Linked DNA regions of Homo sapiens: region 1 is linked to region 2. Evidence: read pairs that join two places in POLR2A ChIA-PET (ENCODE). Cell type or tissue: A673. All regions are shown on one strand.

Evidence for each region. Peaks named below come from ENCODE experiments on the same cell type or tissue, not always from the same donor. Only the 100,000 strongest peaks of a DNase experiment are listed, where the experiment ranks them.
Region 1: POLR2A ChIA-PET joins it to region 2 with 9 read pairs; 2 of 35 experiments call an interaction of 5 or more read pairs at or near these places.

What each region holds. Positions count from the first base shown.
Region 1 is chr2:44,046,318-44,054,317 of GRCh38, forward strand. No RefSeq gene overlaps it. Among named protein-coding and RNA genes, the nearest start is that of LRPPRC, 54 kb to the left of the region's middle. In A673, no CTCF peak of the experiment used is centred here; no DNase peak of the experiment used is centred here.
Region 2 is chr2:44,264,940-44,272,939 of GRCh38, forward strand. It overlaps the pseudogene RPL12P19. Among named protein-coding and RNA genes, the nearest start is that of SLC3A1, 6.5 kb to the right of the region's middle. In A673, no CTCF peak of the experiment used is centred here; a DNase peak (open chromatin) is centred at 3,502.

The DNA.
Region 1 (8,000 bases), 220 kb before region 2:
CCAGACAGGCAGAGAGGAGGGAGAAAGACCCCTTAAGAAAGGAGAGATGTTCATAGCTTTAGTCAGCGTGGGCTGCCTGCCTGTCTAGGTTTTTTTTTTTTTTTAGAAAACCAGGCTCAAATGTGATGAAAAATAGGTTGGTACAGCTCCCAGGAGAGGGGGTTACCTAGTAGGACAAAAGCCAAGCTCCCCGAAGAGGTCAGCACAGCCTCAGTGGCCCAAAGGTTGACACATCAAGATATATTAGGTTTGTGGAGAGAGAAAGGAGCAAAAGAGGCAGCTTGTTGGAGATTAGATTAGACCAGAGAAGACTGTGTAAAGGCTACACAACGGGGGGACTGAGGAGATGGGACGAAAAGAGGGAGGGCACAGGGCTGGCTGAGGAAACGACAAAGAGAAGCTGAAACTTTGAAGCAAAATCAGCCCAGTGAACACAGAGCACCTTGGGGTCAGAGATGAGCCAGGGGAAAGCTGTGAAAATCAAGGCAATGTCTCTCTCCTACCTGGGTCACATTTAAGTGGTAGGATTTGGTCTTTTGAGAACTGACTAAAAGTAATTGACTCTCTTTAAAGTGGAAATTCTTTTTTTTTTTTTTTTTTGAGACAGAGTCTCACTCTGTTGCCCAGACTGGAGTGTAAAGGTGCAATCTCAGCTCACTGCAACCTCCGCCTCCCGGATTCAAGCGATTCTCCTGCCTCAGCCTCCCAAGTATCTGGGATTACAGGCACCCACCACCATGCCCAGCTAATTTTTGTATTTTTTTTTAGTAGAGACAGAGTTTCACCATGTTGGTCAGGCTGGTCTTGAATTCCTGACCTCAGTTAATCTACCCACCTCGGCCTCCCAAAGTGCTGGGATTACAGGCATGAGCCACCGTACCTGGCCTAAGGTGGAACTTCTGGAGCACACTGAGAGTGAAGGGGGAGGATGGATGGAGAAAGCTAAAACTGAGAACCTGCTCTCCTGGACACGTAGCCACAGGACATTTCTGGGGCACAGTCAGACCCTCCCTTTCCTTATGCTTCCAGAGACCATTTCTCTCCTCCCGTAAATGTCACAGTAAGATATCATTGGGAAAAAGAGAGAAATTCCCCAACAGGAGCACATGTAGAGGTGAGACCATCATCCACAGACTGTCTCCCGCCTGGCACAGACCTGCAAGAAGGAAATCAGGGAAAGGGGGATAAAATTCAGATGTCCCCTTTGTCCATCCTCTCTCCTCTGCCCCCAATTTCCACCAACTTAGCCTGGCTCAGATGAGGAAACAAAGAATGGGCCTTGGCTCTGCCTCTCAGTGCCCTTGGTCTCTTGGTCCTGGATTTAGAGAAGTGACCACGCTCCCACCCCCAATGCCCTTTCCCTCCTTCTCACCATATTCCTCACTCAGGGAAAGGGATGGAGGAAAACCTGGTCTTGCAGCTCCAACCATGTGTGCACGGGTAGCAGAGTTGGGAGGTTGCACTTTAGTTTTAGTAATACTTGGGTCCCTAAGGAAAAAGAACAAATCTCGAAAAGCTTAGAGATCATCAAAATAACTCCCCCACTTTCTTCATAAAGTTGTTGCATTAGTCCGTTTTCATGCTGCTGAGAAAGACATACCCAAGACTGGGTAATTTATAGAGAAAAAGAAGTTTAATGTACTCACAGCTCCACGTGGGTGGGGAGGCCTCACAGTCATGGTGGAAGGTGAAAGGCACATCTTATATGGCGGCAGACAAGAGATAATGAGAGCCAAACAAAAGGGGAAAATTCCTTATAAGATCATCAGATCTTGTGAGACTTGTTTACTACCATGAGAACAGTATGGGGGAAACCAGCCCCATGATTCTATTATCTCCCAGTGAGTCCCTCCCACAACACGTGGGAATTATGGGAGCTACAATTCAAGATGAGACTTGGGTGGGGATGTAGCCGAACCATATCAGTTGTTGAGACCCACAATGGGGAAAGGACCTACTGAAGGTCACACAGGACCGATCATATTGTCCAATAGGTTTTCCCAAATATATCAAAGCCATGTAGTTCATTTAAAAACATGTCCCATAGAGGCCAGGCACTGTGGCTCACACTTGTAATCCCAGCACTTTGGGAAGCCAAGGTGGGAGGATTGCTTGAGCCTAGGAGTTTGAGACCAGCCTGGCAACATGGCGAAACCCCATTTCTAAAAAAAAAGTACAAAAAATTAGCCAGGTGTGGTGGTGCTTGCCTGTAGTTCCAGCTACTTGGAAGGCTGAGGTGGGAGAATCAACTAAGCCAGGGAGGGCCAGACTGCAGTGAGCCATGATCGTGCCACTGCACTCCAGCCTGGGTGATGGAGTGAGACCCTGTCCCAAAACAAACAACAATGACAACAAAAACCTAACACCATGTCCCATAGAGCAATAGCTTAAATCCAGTCTATTTTCAAAAGGCCAGTTCTTGAAGCACATTATAATCCCCATAACTACTTTATGCCAAATAAAATTGTAACATGCCAAGAAAATAGATGGAATCTGCTCCCATGTAACTGCATCTGGGTGAATGTTCACCTCTGGCCTTGGGTTTTATAAGGGACATCAACGTGGTAGATGAGGGGTGGCTTGACTATGGTGGTGAGGAGTTCAGAAACTAGGTCATACGAGAGCACAGAAGAGAAACTACGGAAATCCAGCCTGTAGAAGAAAATACTGAAGAGAACCATGATGATGAGCTATAGCAGGTGAAGGTTGAATGTAGGAGAGCCGTGGCAAAACTAGAAGTCAGATTCGGATCAAGTGTAAAGAACTTTCCAGGTTAGAGTGTGATAGAATGAGATTTTCTTTCCTCCTCACTCCTCTCTGGAAAGGAAAGGGTCTTTGGTAAGATGTAACTGAAATTCACAAGAGAAAGGCTGTGACCTTGTAGATGATTCCCTCTGAGGGACCCAGAGCCACCTCAGAGACCTCAAGGAACTGCAGTCTTTCCATGGTGGAACCAGCATTCTGTGCAGAGGGCAGATAAGAAGATGGCAGAGCAGGAGAGGAGTGGAGAAAGAGGGGCTCCAGAATCCATGAGTGCTGTGGTACTGCTGAAGCAGCGGGAGCTGGTGGTGCAGTTCAGTCTCAGCTGGAGGTGTGCAGTATGTGAGTGCTCTGAGTACAATGACGTTCCAGTGCTCTCTGTTCAGGGACATGGGAGCCATTTTGCTGGGCACATAGATCTGAAGGTTGGATTGGGGTTTCCTTTGTGCATCACGGTTGCAAATGCAGCAGTCGATATCACGCACACAATATTTTTGAATGGGTTGATGGAGGTTGCACGTTGAGTGCCCTCAGCCCTTTTCAGTGGAGGAGAGTGGAGAGGGACTCAGTGGCAGTAAAGGCAAGGCCACCGTAGGGGAAGAAACACAAAGTACTTGCACCGTCGTTTTACGTACGTTCTCTTTTGCCTTGAAGCCTGGCTGCAGCATGTAGTTGTGTAGGTTGTGCACTGCACCACTCCAGGAGGCATTATTTACAACCTGTGCAACTCTAACTGGCAGGGACTATGTAAAAGCCAATAGCCAGTCCCAAATTGCCATTCAAAAAGACTCATTGCCTTGAGGGGGACAACTAGCCTTTTCACAGACATTGGGATGAGATTAACAAGATTCCACCCACACCTCTGATGAAAGAGGAGTGGCCCTTCCAGTTATTTTCCCACTGGAGAAGACCTTCAGGAAAATCACAATGTCAGTTGTTCTCGAGTTCTAACTTTTTTATTTTTTTGAGATGGAGCCTCACTCTGTCGCCCAGGCTGGAGTGCAGTAGCACAATCTCGGCTTACCTCTGCCTCCCAGGCTTAAGCAATTCTCATGCTTCAGCCTCCCGAGTAGCTGGGAATACAGGCACGCACCACCACGCCCGGCTAATTTTTGTATTTTTAGTAGAGACAGGTTTTCGCCATGTTGGCCAGGCTGGTCTTGAACTCCTGACCTCAAGTGATCCACCCGCCTCAGCCTCCCAAAGTGCTGGGATTACAGGCGTGAGCCACCACCCCCGGCCTCAAGTTCTAACTCTTGATATTTCTATTTTATTTTTTATTTACAACACTCAGAAGCAACTTAACCAGAATGATATGCGGATGGAAAATGTTGCAGACTTGGACCCCAAAGTATAAGTTATAGGCCTAATTTTGGCCTAATGTGATTTGAAATGGGAAACCATAGTTGCAAATAGCCCTGAATGTGATTAAACCCCAATGGGGGTTGGAAATGATGGAGACATGACAGATCCCTTGCAATAGCTCACCCCACACAATAGGCTAATGAAATTACGTGCCCGACACACAGAGTATTTTCTGAAAACTGAAAATGCATCTCTGCAGTTCATATGCTGGGTATTTTTTTCCTATGGAGAACAATAAATTTCGAAAAATTACTTGTTATATCTTTTTAACTTGCAGGAAGAACTGATTTGCCAGTTCTGTTTCCTAGAGAATATACAGTTCTCCTGAAAAAACGTCCACCTTCCTTCATAGGTTAATAAGAGAAATCTGGAAGGAAGAATGATAAATTGGCCAGAATGTTGGGGAAGGAGAAAGTTTGATGTGGACAAAGTCACAAGACTGGGATTAAAATAAGGCATAAGCTGGCCTGGTTTTCACAGAAACTTGGGGTGGAGATTCCTTCAACCACTGAAAGCTCTAGAGTAGACTTAATTTTGGTACAATCTTGACATATTGTGAGCAAATGTGTTTTGAAGACAGTTTTTACACCCCATTTTAAAAAAATCCTTTTTTAATCCTACTACTTTATCTCATTGATCTGTTTCCCTGTATTGCAAAGTTTCTTAAAAGTTCACCATTCCTATTGAAACCACTTCAATGCAAGCTTTTGCCTCTACGACTTCACAAAAACCATGCTGCCTAAGGTCACCAATGGTCACCATGTAATGGAATGTATAATGGAATGTGATAGTTCTTAGTCCCTCTCTTCCTTTTCCTGTTTTTTTTTTTTTTTTTTTTTTTTTTTTTTTTTTTGAGAGGGAGTCTCACTGTGTCACCCAGGCTGGAGTGCAGTGGTACCATCTTGGCTCATTACCACCTCCGCCTCCCAGGTTCAAGCGATTCTCCTGCCTCAGCCTCCTAAGCAGCTGGGATTATAGGCGTGCGCCATCACGCCTAGCTAATTTTTGTATTTTCAGTAGAGATGTGGTTTCACCATGTTGGCCAGGCCTACCTCAGCCGCCCAAAGTGCTCAGAGACCAGCACAGTGCCCACTGGGGTGGACATCTGACCTTCGTGTTGGGAAATGCCTAGCAAGATAGATTTGGGTCAGATGGTGGAGGCCCTTGAATGCCTGTCTCAGGAGTTTGGCCTTGATCCTGCATTTTCCAGTAGGCTTCAGCTTAAGGGGAGTGGGAGCAACTATGAAATTCACTTAGCATAGTTATCTCAGCTGCCTGCCAAGTAGTCTATTTAGTCCAATTCACAGGCAGAGCTTTGTTGAGCATTGAGAAGTCACTTGCTCCATATGAATCCAATCACCACGGCAGGCACACCTCAAAGAGGGAACACACAGCAGCCTCTGAAAAGCCTGCCCCATACTTCAGCAACTCAATTCATGAATATGCTTTTCCAATGTCTGACGCTGCTGCTTAGCAAAGATATTATGGGACAAATCCTTGATTTGACCTTTTGTATCTCTATCCATCCCACTGTGCTAAAAGCAATTATGTGCATCTTGTGTGTGGCTGTTGGAATGGGGAGTCACTTAGCGATGGGTCCTTTTCACACTCCAACTGTCCTCTCGCTCATTCCTTTCCCTCTCTCAAGCTGGCCCGCACAGCAGGCCTCCTCGGCTGCTTGGCAGAGTCTAAAATGGCATCAGGGGGAGGCAAGCAGGGATGTAAACAGGTGGAAACAGTTCCTGTCATGGTGATTAGCATTCTTCTTGGCCAGGCACAGCTATGGATGAAAGAATGGGGCCACAGGGGGAACAGGGAGGAGGAAGCTGCCCAGGGAGCGGGAGACAGAGGAGAGATGAACTCTTTGTCAAAGGCACAGACAACTTCCTGCAAAAACTTCCTAGGAAACAAAGCAATCCCAGTGTCAGGGTGGGTAGTAGTGGTCTCTGCTGGGGACAGATCACTTGTCACTGTCTTCTTTGCCTGTACTAAGTAGACTCGTGTATGCTTATGTCTGTGTGATTAAATACGAAGATTGACGTCTGTGTATGATAGAATGTACAGCTATGTCTTTGCGTATCTTACGTTGATAACAATGTTTGAATGTCTGTATAATGCCTGTGTGTTATACATTTATATACTGTGTCTATATACTTATATGTATATGATGCCTATGTCTATATATTTATATGTATGGGTGCCTCAGAGAGCTCATGTCGGTGTGTGTCTACATATGTGTTAGAGTGTGTATATGGCGCATGAATGCATGCATGACTGTGCGCATGTCATTTCCAGATGTGTTGAATTCCTTTATGTATATGCGTGCGTGGGTGTGCATGCTGGAATGAAGTACTAGAAAAGGACTGAGTGGGAAAGAGCTCCCGTATCCTCTTGCTGGAGCAGTACAGCATGACTACAGAGGACACTCCAATCCTGTCCAGAGAGAGGAGCCCTGATCTTGCTAAATAGGATGAGGGTCTGGATCTTCAGGAACTGGTATCGTTTACTCAGTTCCCCACTTCCCCCAAACGCCAGGCCTAAAAAGTAGGGGGAAGACCCCAGAGCTAAGGAAGATATCCAGCAAGACAACAGAGGGAGAGAGTTAAAATGCTGGAGGCAAGACTCTGGAGGAATTGGGGGAAGATCAAGGATTTTTTCTGAGCTTTTGAATATAAATAATTTACCATGGGAAAGTGAGCCGGACTCTTGGGCAAGAGGTAAATGCAGATATAATAGTGAGTAAAGTGATCTGCTCTCAGCTGAGGCTCACTCCTGATTGAGTTGGGACTTGGCTGCAGAAGGAGAGTAAATAAAACCGGTGCTTGGTGGGGAGTTATCTGAGCTGACCTAGACCAGCACTGCTGTTTGAAAGAGCTGAGGACACAGGAGTTGGTCCCAGGTAAAGTCACCTGATGGAGTCACCATTGACTCTGGAAACTAGGGCAGAAAGGAGAAAATTAGCAATGTCTACAGCCAGAATTATGCCTTGTTACCCAAAAAACTTCCTTGGCCAAGAACTCTGGGAGGCTGATGTGGGTAGATCGCTTGAGCCTAGGAGTTCAAGACCAGCATTGGCAACATGACAAAACTCCATCTCTATAAAAATACAAAAATTAGCCGGGCATAGTGGTGCATGCCTGTGGACCCAGCTACTGGGGAGGCTGAGTGGGAGGATGAATTGAGCCCACGAGGCCGAGGCTGCAGTGAGCTGTGATTGCTCACTGCACTCCAGCCTGACAGAGCAAGACCTTGTCTCAAAACAAAAACAAAAACAACAAAAAACCTCCCAAGCACAGCAGATTTTACTGCAATTGGCAGCTTTCTGCCATACCAACTTCCAGCCATGTGTGACCTGGCATGATCTTACCACCTATTACAGATCACCTTTGGGCCACTCAGGTTATTCTCAAAGTAAGAAGGGAGTGATGAAACCCCAGGGTCCGGCCATTCACTTTAAAAATCATCCAAGAGGCTCATTGAGACAGGCCTTTTATGATTACTCATTAATTGTATGCACATTAAGAATGGAGATATAAAATAAAAATTATCCATGAGTGCCTGTAATCCCAGCACTTTGGGAAGCTGAGGTGGGTGAATCATGTGAGGTTAGGAGTTCAAGGCTAGCCTGGCCAACATGGTGAAAACCCGTCTCTACCAAAAGTATAAAAATTAGCTGGGCGTGGTGGCAGATGCCTGTAATCCCAGCTACTTGGGAGGCTGAGGTGGAGGCTGCAGTGAGCTGAGATTGCACCACTGCACTCCAGCCTGGGCAACAGAGCAAGACTCTGTCTCAAAAAAAAAAAAATTATCCATGAGGATATAACCTGGCAATAACCAACATTTAACATTCTGACAGATAGCTTCCCAGGCTTTTT
Region 2 (8,000 bases):
GTTTGACAAGCTGATTGTAAAATGTATTTTAAATCTTAAATAATGCAAGTGACCTTGAATAGCCAAAACAACTTTGATAAAGGGATTAAATTGGTGGATTCATATTACTGGATTACAAGAATTCCTATAAAGTTGTGGCAATTAAGATAATGTGGTTTTGGTGTCAGGATCTATATATCAAGGGAACACAATAGAGAATCTTGAAATAGACCTGTACATATATGGTCACTTGAGTTTTAACAAAAATGACATGGGAATTCAATAGCAGAAAGGAAAGTTCTTTATTTTTTAATTTTTGAGACAGAGTCTTGCTCTACTGCCCAGGCTGGAGTGCAGTGATGCGATCTTGGCTCACTGCAGACTGGTCCTCTGGGGTTCAAGTGATCTTCCCACTTTAGTCTCCCAAGTAGCTGGGACTACAGGCATGCACCACCACACTGGCTAACTTTCATATTTTTTGTAGAGATGCATTTTCCCTGTGTTGCCCAGGCTGTTCTCAAACTCCTGGGCTCAAGTGATCTGCCCACCTCAGCCTCCCGGAGTGCTGGGATTACATGTGTGAGCTACCACGCCCAGCTGAAAAGTCTTTTTAACAAATGGTTTTGGAACAAATGTGTAGCCATATGCAACTACAACAGTAACAGCAAAATCAACCTTGACCTTCTTATCTCATGCCACACAAGAATTAACTAGCAATTAATCACAGACTTAATGACAAGAGCTAAAACTAAAATTTCTAGATGATAACAGTGGAGGAAATCTTTGTGACCTTGAGTTAGGCAACACTCAGGTAAGATACAGAAAACATAAGAATAAGTACCATAAAAGAAATTACTGGTGAATTCGATTTAATAAAAATTAGAAACTTCTACTCTTCAAGAGAAACTGTCAAGAAAATTAAAAGTCAAGCCTTAGGCAACACATATCTGATAAATAACTCATACTTATAAGAAACAACTTTTACAACTCAGTAACAAAAAGCAGAAATAGGTAAAATATTGCAAAATTGAATGAGCATTTCACTAAGGAAGATATACAAATGGCAAATAAACGCTAATGTTCAAAGTTATTGGCCTTTAAGGAAGCACAAATTATAATTTTGCTCACTAGAATGCCTAAAGTTACAAAAACTGGCATTGCCTGTTGTCAGCGAGAATGTGGAGCAATGGATCTTTCACACATTGCTCATGGGAATGTAAAAAGGTCCAAACCTTTTAGGAAACACTATGGCAGTTTCTTGTAAAGTTGAACATTACACTATATACTGGTCTTATGATCCAGTAATTCTATTCCTCAGCATTTACCCAAAATAAATAAAAACATAGCCAGGCACGGTGGCTCATGCCCGTAATCCCAGCACTTTTGGAGGCCAAGGCGGGCAGATCATTTGAGGTCAGGAGTTTGAGACCAGCCTGGCCAACATGGTGAAACCCTGTCTCTACTAAAATTACAAAAATTAGCCAGGTGTGGTGGTGGGTGCTTGTAATCCCAGCTACTTGGGAGGCTGAGGCAGAAGATTGGCTTGAACCCGGGAGGCGGAGGTTGTGGTGAGCTGAGACTGTGCCACTGCACTCCAGCCTGGGTGACAGAGTGAGAGACTCTGTCTCAAAAAATAAATAAATAGCTGGGCGCGGTGGCTCACGCCTGTAATTCCAGCACTTTGAGAGGCTGAGGAGGGCAGATCACAAGGTCAGGAGTTCAAGACGAGCCTGACCAACATGGTTGAAACCTGGTCTCTATAAAAATACAAAAACTAGCTGGGTGTGGTGGCATGTCCCTGTAATCCCAGCTACTCCAGAGGCTGAGGCAGGAGAATCGCCTGAACCCGGGAGGTGGAGGTTGCAGCGAGCCAAGATCGCATCACTGCAATGGGTGAGCCTGGGTGACAGAGTGAGACTCTGTCTCAAAAAAAATAAAAAATAAAAATAAATAATAAAAACGTATGTCCACACAAAAACCTATCTGTACATAAATGTTCACGAGACCCATTATTCATAATAGTCCAAAACTGGAAACACCCCAAAACACCTCCCAAGTAGCTGGGATTACAGGAGTGCACTACCATGCCCAGCTAATTTTTTTTATTTTTATTATTTTTTGAGATGGAGTCTCGCTCTGTCTCCCAGGCTGGAGTGCAGTGGCATGAGCTTGGCTCACTGAAACCCCGTCTCTACTAAAAATACAAAAAAATTAGCTGGGCACGGTGATGTGCGCCTGTAGTCCCAGCTACTCGGAAACTGAGGAAGGAGAATTGTTTGAACCTGGAGGCAGAGGTTGCAGTGAGCCAAGATCATGCCACTGCACTCCAGCCTGGGTGACAGAGTGAGACCCTGTCACAAAAAAAAAAAAAAAAAAAAAAAAAAAGGAAAGAAAAAAGAAAGCTACCATTATAAGGATGAATGTACAAATATATGATGCAGACTGGGCTGGATCAGTGTCTCCTGGTCTGAGGGTGGTGGTAGGGGGATGGAGGCTGGAGCTGGGCCTCAAAGACAGGAGGGAGAAACTGTCCAGAATGAGGTGCTCACGGTCTGTAGTGAGGGAACCCTCGGCAGTGCTGATCGGCTGGAGCACAGAGCCTGATTTGGAAATACTAAGATAGCAAAAAGATTGGAAATATATTTTGAGCATAAACTGTAGCTTAGACTTCTATACTAAGATATTGGCATTTGTTCTCTTTATAATGAGAAGCCATTGATAGCTTTAGAGGTGTGAAATGAGTGTTTTGAGGTTAACAGTCTGACAGATTGTGCAGGGTCAGTGGGTTTTATGTTAAAGTGACACATTCAGAATGGTTTTATACACAAGCCTAGATGTGAATAAAGCAAATTCCTTAAGGTATGATACATTTTGTGTCTTTCCCACCTATATTGGCATGCGTTTCTCTGATATGTGTACTCAGAGTCCCTGACCCAGCACCCAAAGTCATGATGAATCTTTCCTGGCTTTTTATCAGGCCTTGCCATGAGAGTGACCATTAAAGGTCAGAGAGCCATACGGCCTCTCCCAGGGATACTGGGCTGGCCTGGGAATTGAGGAATTCACTCTGCATCCAAGAACCACATTTCCCCAGCTGTAAGATGGCAGAGAATAATGTTTGTGTCCCAATGAAGTTCTAACACACAGTGTTCTCAGATGACGGGCAGCATTTTGAAAGTAACATGTGACTGTGTAATTTATGCTCTTTGAATTTGCAGTGAGACTATTTGTGGCAGTACAATGTCTATCCATGCTCCTAATTAGAAGTTTTCCAGAACAGCTCATGTGTCTGAATTAGAAATATTTGTCACGGGGCATTAAATGCGGTATTTAGCTGTTAGGTGATTTTTTCAATAGAACTTTGTTAAAGACCAGATATAATGTGTCATTGTTTCTTTTGTGATTCTGGATTCTTTTTGAGAACTAAATGTTTAAGCAGTAAAGAGCTGAGACACCCTATGGGTAAGATCCTTTATAAATCAGCCCATTACACCGTGAATTCACTTACATTGTTGGTCAATGACGTCATGTAAGGATCAGATTATGCTTTTCTGTTTGGGTGTGTTTTGTGTTGATTTGTCAAGCCTGGAGGGTTGGCCACCAGGAAGAAGTTGAAATGGTCACTGAAATCCCCTGGCTGTGATTGTCACAAACTTGGGTCTGAGATACACAGAAACACTTGCCTGTCATCAGGCTGAAGCTTTCAGCTCAGACTGTACCAGTGCCTGTTGGAAACATAAATGAAAGCATTTTTACAAGTCATCAACAAAATATCCAATAGCCTAATAAAAAGATGGGCAAAAGACTCGAACAGACATTTCTCCAAAGATGATATCCTAATAGCCAATGAGGACACATGAAAAGATGCTCAACTTCCCCAATTTCATTAGAGAAATGCAAATCAAAACCACACTGAGCTATCACCTCACACTCATTGGGATGGCTACCATCAAAATACAAAACAAAACAAAACAAAAAACGGAAAATAACAAGTGTTGATGAGGATGTTGCAAAATTGAAGCCCCCGTGCACTGTTAGTGGGATTGTAAAATGGGGTAACTGCTATAGAAAACAGTATGAACAGTCCTCAAAAAATTAAAAATAGAACTACCATATGGCACAGCAATCTCACTTTTGAATATATATCCAAAAGAATTGAAAGCAGCATCTCAAAGAAATATTTGCACACTCATGTTCATAGCAGTGTTATTCACAATAGCCAAAAGATGGAAGCAAACCAAGTGTTTGACTGATAAACGGATAAACAAAATGTAGTATATACATACAATGGAATATTATCCAGCCTTAAAAAGGAAAGGCCAGACACAGTGGCTCATGCCTATGATTCTAGCACTTTGGGATGCCAAGGCAGGAGGACTGCCTGAGGCCAGGAGTTTGAGACCAGCCTGGGCAACATAGTGACAGCCCCCCATCTCTGCAAAAAACAAAAATTAGCTGGATGTGGTGGTGCATGCCTGTAGTCCCAGCTACTTAGGAGGCTGAGGCAGGAGGATGGCTTGAGCCCAGGAGTTCAAGACTACAGTGAGCTATGATTGTGCCACTGCACTCCAGCCTAGGCAACAGAGCAAGATCTTGTTTTTAAGAAAAAAATAAAAAGGAAAGAAATCCTGTCACATGCTACAACATGTATGAACCTTGAAGACATTGTGCTAAGTGAAATAAGCCAATCACAAAAGACAAATGCTATAGGATTGCACTTATATATCTACAGTCGTCAATTCATAGAAACAAAGTAGAATGTTGGTTACCCTGGGCTGAGGGGAGGCAAGGGGGAGTTGTTTAAAGGATATATACAGTTTCAGATTTGCAAGATGAAAAACTTCTGGAGATTGGTTTCACAGCAATGTGAATATACTTAACACACTGAACCATTTAATTAAAAATGATTAAGATGATAAATTTTATATGTTTCTACTACAATAAAAATTGCACAATAGATAATTGCATTAATAGCCCAATTTGTAGCCTCCTGTATTTATGTCCTTTGCCTTATAACTTCTTAGTCCCTTCACACACTGCCTCTGGGCTTGGCACATAAAGTACAGTCAAAAACAAGCTATGTAACTTCTGAGGCTAGGTCACAAAAAGGGTATTGTTTCTGCCTTGCCTGCTTTCTCAACTGGGACACTAACATTTGGTACCAAGCCAGCATGCTATGAAGACGCCCACAGTAGCCAACATGGAGACTACATTGAAGCAGTACAGGTATTGAGAACAGAGATGCCCCCAGCCCCACTCCCCACCCAGCTGGCTGCCAGCATCAGCTGCACCAAGGAAGATGTATGGATGGCAAATAAGCACATGAAAAGATACTCATCACCATTAGTCTTTACAGAAGTACAAATTAAAACCACAATGAGACACTGCTACTTACCTACTAGAATCACTGAAATTAAACAGACAACAGAGCAAGTGCTGGCAAGAATGTGGAAGAATTCACACTCTCATACACCAATGAAGGCAACCCAAAATGGTACTGTCACCGGTAGAGGGACGTGACTGCAAATTGTCCAGGTTCTTGGCGTTTTGAACAAAGAATTGGACAAAACACGCAGCAAAGAAAGAATGAAGCAACAAAAGAACGAAAGCAGCTCTCTCGGCTTTCGGCTCGGAGGAGGCCAAGGTGCAACTTTCTTCGGTCGTCTCGAATCCGGGTTCATCCGACACCAGCCGCCTCCACCATGCCGCCGAAGTTCCACCCCAATGAGATCAAAGTCGTATACTTCACGTGCACTGGAGTTGAAGTCGGTGCCACTTCTGCTCTGGCCCCCAAGATTGGCCCCGCGGGTCTGTCTCCAAAAGAGGTTGGTGATGACATTGCCAAGGTAACGGGTGACTGGAAGGGCCTGAGGATTACAGTGAAACTGACCATTCAGAACAGACAGGCCCAGATTGAAGTGGTACCTTCTGCCTCCGCCCTGATCATCAAAAGGAACTACCAAGAGACAGAAAGAAACAGAAAAACATTAAACACAGGGGGAATATCACTTTTTATGAGATCGTCAACATTGCTCGACAGATGCAGCACTGATCCTTAGCCAGAGAACTCTCTGGAACCATTAAAGAGATCCTGGGGACTGCCCAGTCTGTGGGCTGTAATGTTGATGGCCGCCACCCTCAGGACATCATAGATGACATCTACAGTGGTGCTGTGGAATGACCAGCCAGTTAAGCACAAAGGAAAATATTTCAATAAAGGATCATTTGACAACTGGTTAAAAAAGAACGAAAGCAGGGATTTATTGAAAATGAAAGTACACTCCACAGTGCGAGAGCGTGCTGAGCAGTGGCTCAAGGGCCCCGGATACAGAATCTTCTTGGGTCCAAATACCCTCTAGAAGTTTCCCATTGGCTACTTCATGCCCACCTCAGGTAAATGAAGTGGTAGCCCACAATCAGTCTGATTGATTGCAGAAAGCAGCCAACCAGAGGATGACGTGGTTACAAAAGTGACACTCCTGTGCAAACGTATGATTGGTTGCAGAAAGCAACCAATCAGAGGCTAGGGTGAAGTTACAAATTTATACTTCTATGCAAACGAAGACTCCGCCCGCAATCAGTCTGATTGGTTGTGGACAGCAACCAACCATTCGGAGGCTGGAGTGAAGTTACAAAGTTGCAAAGGAAGACTCAACCCGCAATCAGTCTGATTGGTTGCCAATTTCCCATGCCTGGCAGAAAAGGTGGGGGGTTTGCAAAGGGAGTAGCCTCTGGTCCTTTTGTGATTTAGGCATGTAAAGTTAGGGTTTTCCTTTCAGTTTAGTTCTAGGAATGCTGCGTGAAACAGCCTTAGGTTCCCTGCCTCCAATCCCTATATTCTCCTGCCTCAATACAACTACTTTCCAAAACAGTTTGGCAGTTTCTTAAACATTAATTATACACTTACCATATTATCCAGCTATTTCACTGCTAGTTGGTTCCTAAGAGAGAAGGAAGCTATATCCTTAGAAAGAGTTGTACATGATTGCTCGTAGCAATTTTATTTATAATAGCCAAAAACAAACGAAAAAAATCCCACATGCCCACTTATAAACTGTGGTGTATATTCTTTTTTTGTTTTGAACCTCACTCTGTCACCTAGGCTGGAGTGCAGTGGGGTGATCACAGCTCACTGCAGTCTTGGCCTCCTGGGCTCAAGCAATCCTGCCTTAGCCTCCTGAGTAGCTGGGATTACAGGCGCACGCCACCCCGCCCAGCTAATTTTGTATTTTTGAGTAGAGACAGGGTTTCCTCATGTTTGTCAGGCTTGTCCTCAACTCCTGACCTCAGGTGATCTGCCCGCCTTGGCCTCCAAAAGTGCTGGGATTACAGGCCTGAGCCACGGCGCCTGGCCAGGAGCAGAGGTTTAATAGGCGGAAGAAGGAGAAAGACAAAGGAAAATAGCTCTCTCTCTAGTGAGAAAGAAGGGACTTCCAAGAGGAAAAGGTCAGCTGGTGGATACGCCAGATTTTATAGTCCAGCTTGAGGAGGCCGTGTCTGATTTAGGTAGGGCTCACAGGTTTTTTGGGTCAGGTGTGACGTTTACATAGCACACAGGGAAGGCTGGTGGCCCCACTCTAATCTTATTATGCAAATGAACTCTCCACTTGGCCGGTGCCATCTTGTCTGCTCCTTACTGTACACGTGGCTGGCAGAGAAGGGGAGGTGCAGCCGCCATTTTGAACATGTCTAGTCCCAGGTAGTTCTTTCCTGTCGCATCCACCTGTGCAAGCTCCCGGCTTGCTTGTCTATGTCTGCAGCTTGACTTTACTGGCTGCTCTTTGTTAGAAAATGATTTGGGGCATGGCATGGTGGCTCACGCCTATAATCCCAGCACTTTGGGAGGCCGAGTCAGGTGGATCACCTGAGGTCAGGAGTCGGAGAGCAGTCTGGCCAACTTAGTGAAACCCTGTCTCTACTGAAAATACAAAAAATTAGCTGGGTGTGTTGGCGGGCACCTGTAATCCCAGCTGCACAGCAGGCTGAGGCAGGAGAATCGGTTGAACCCGGGAGGTGGAGGT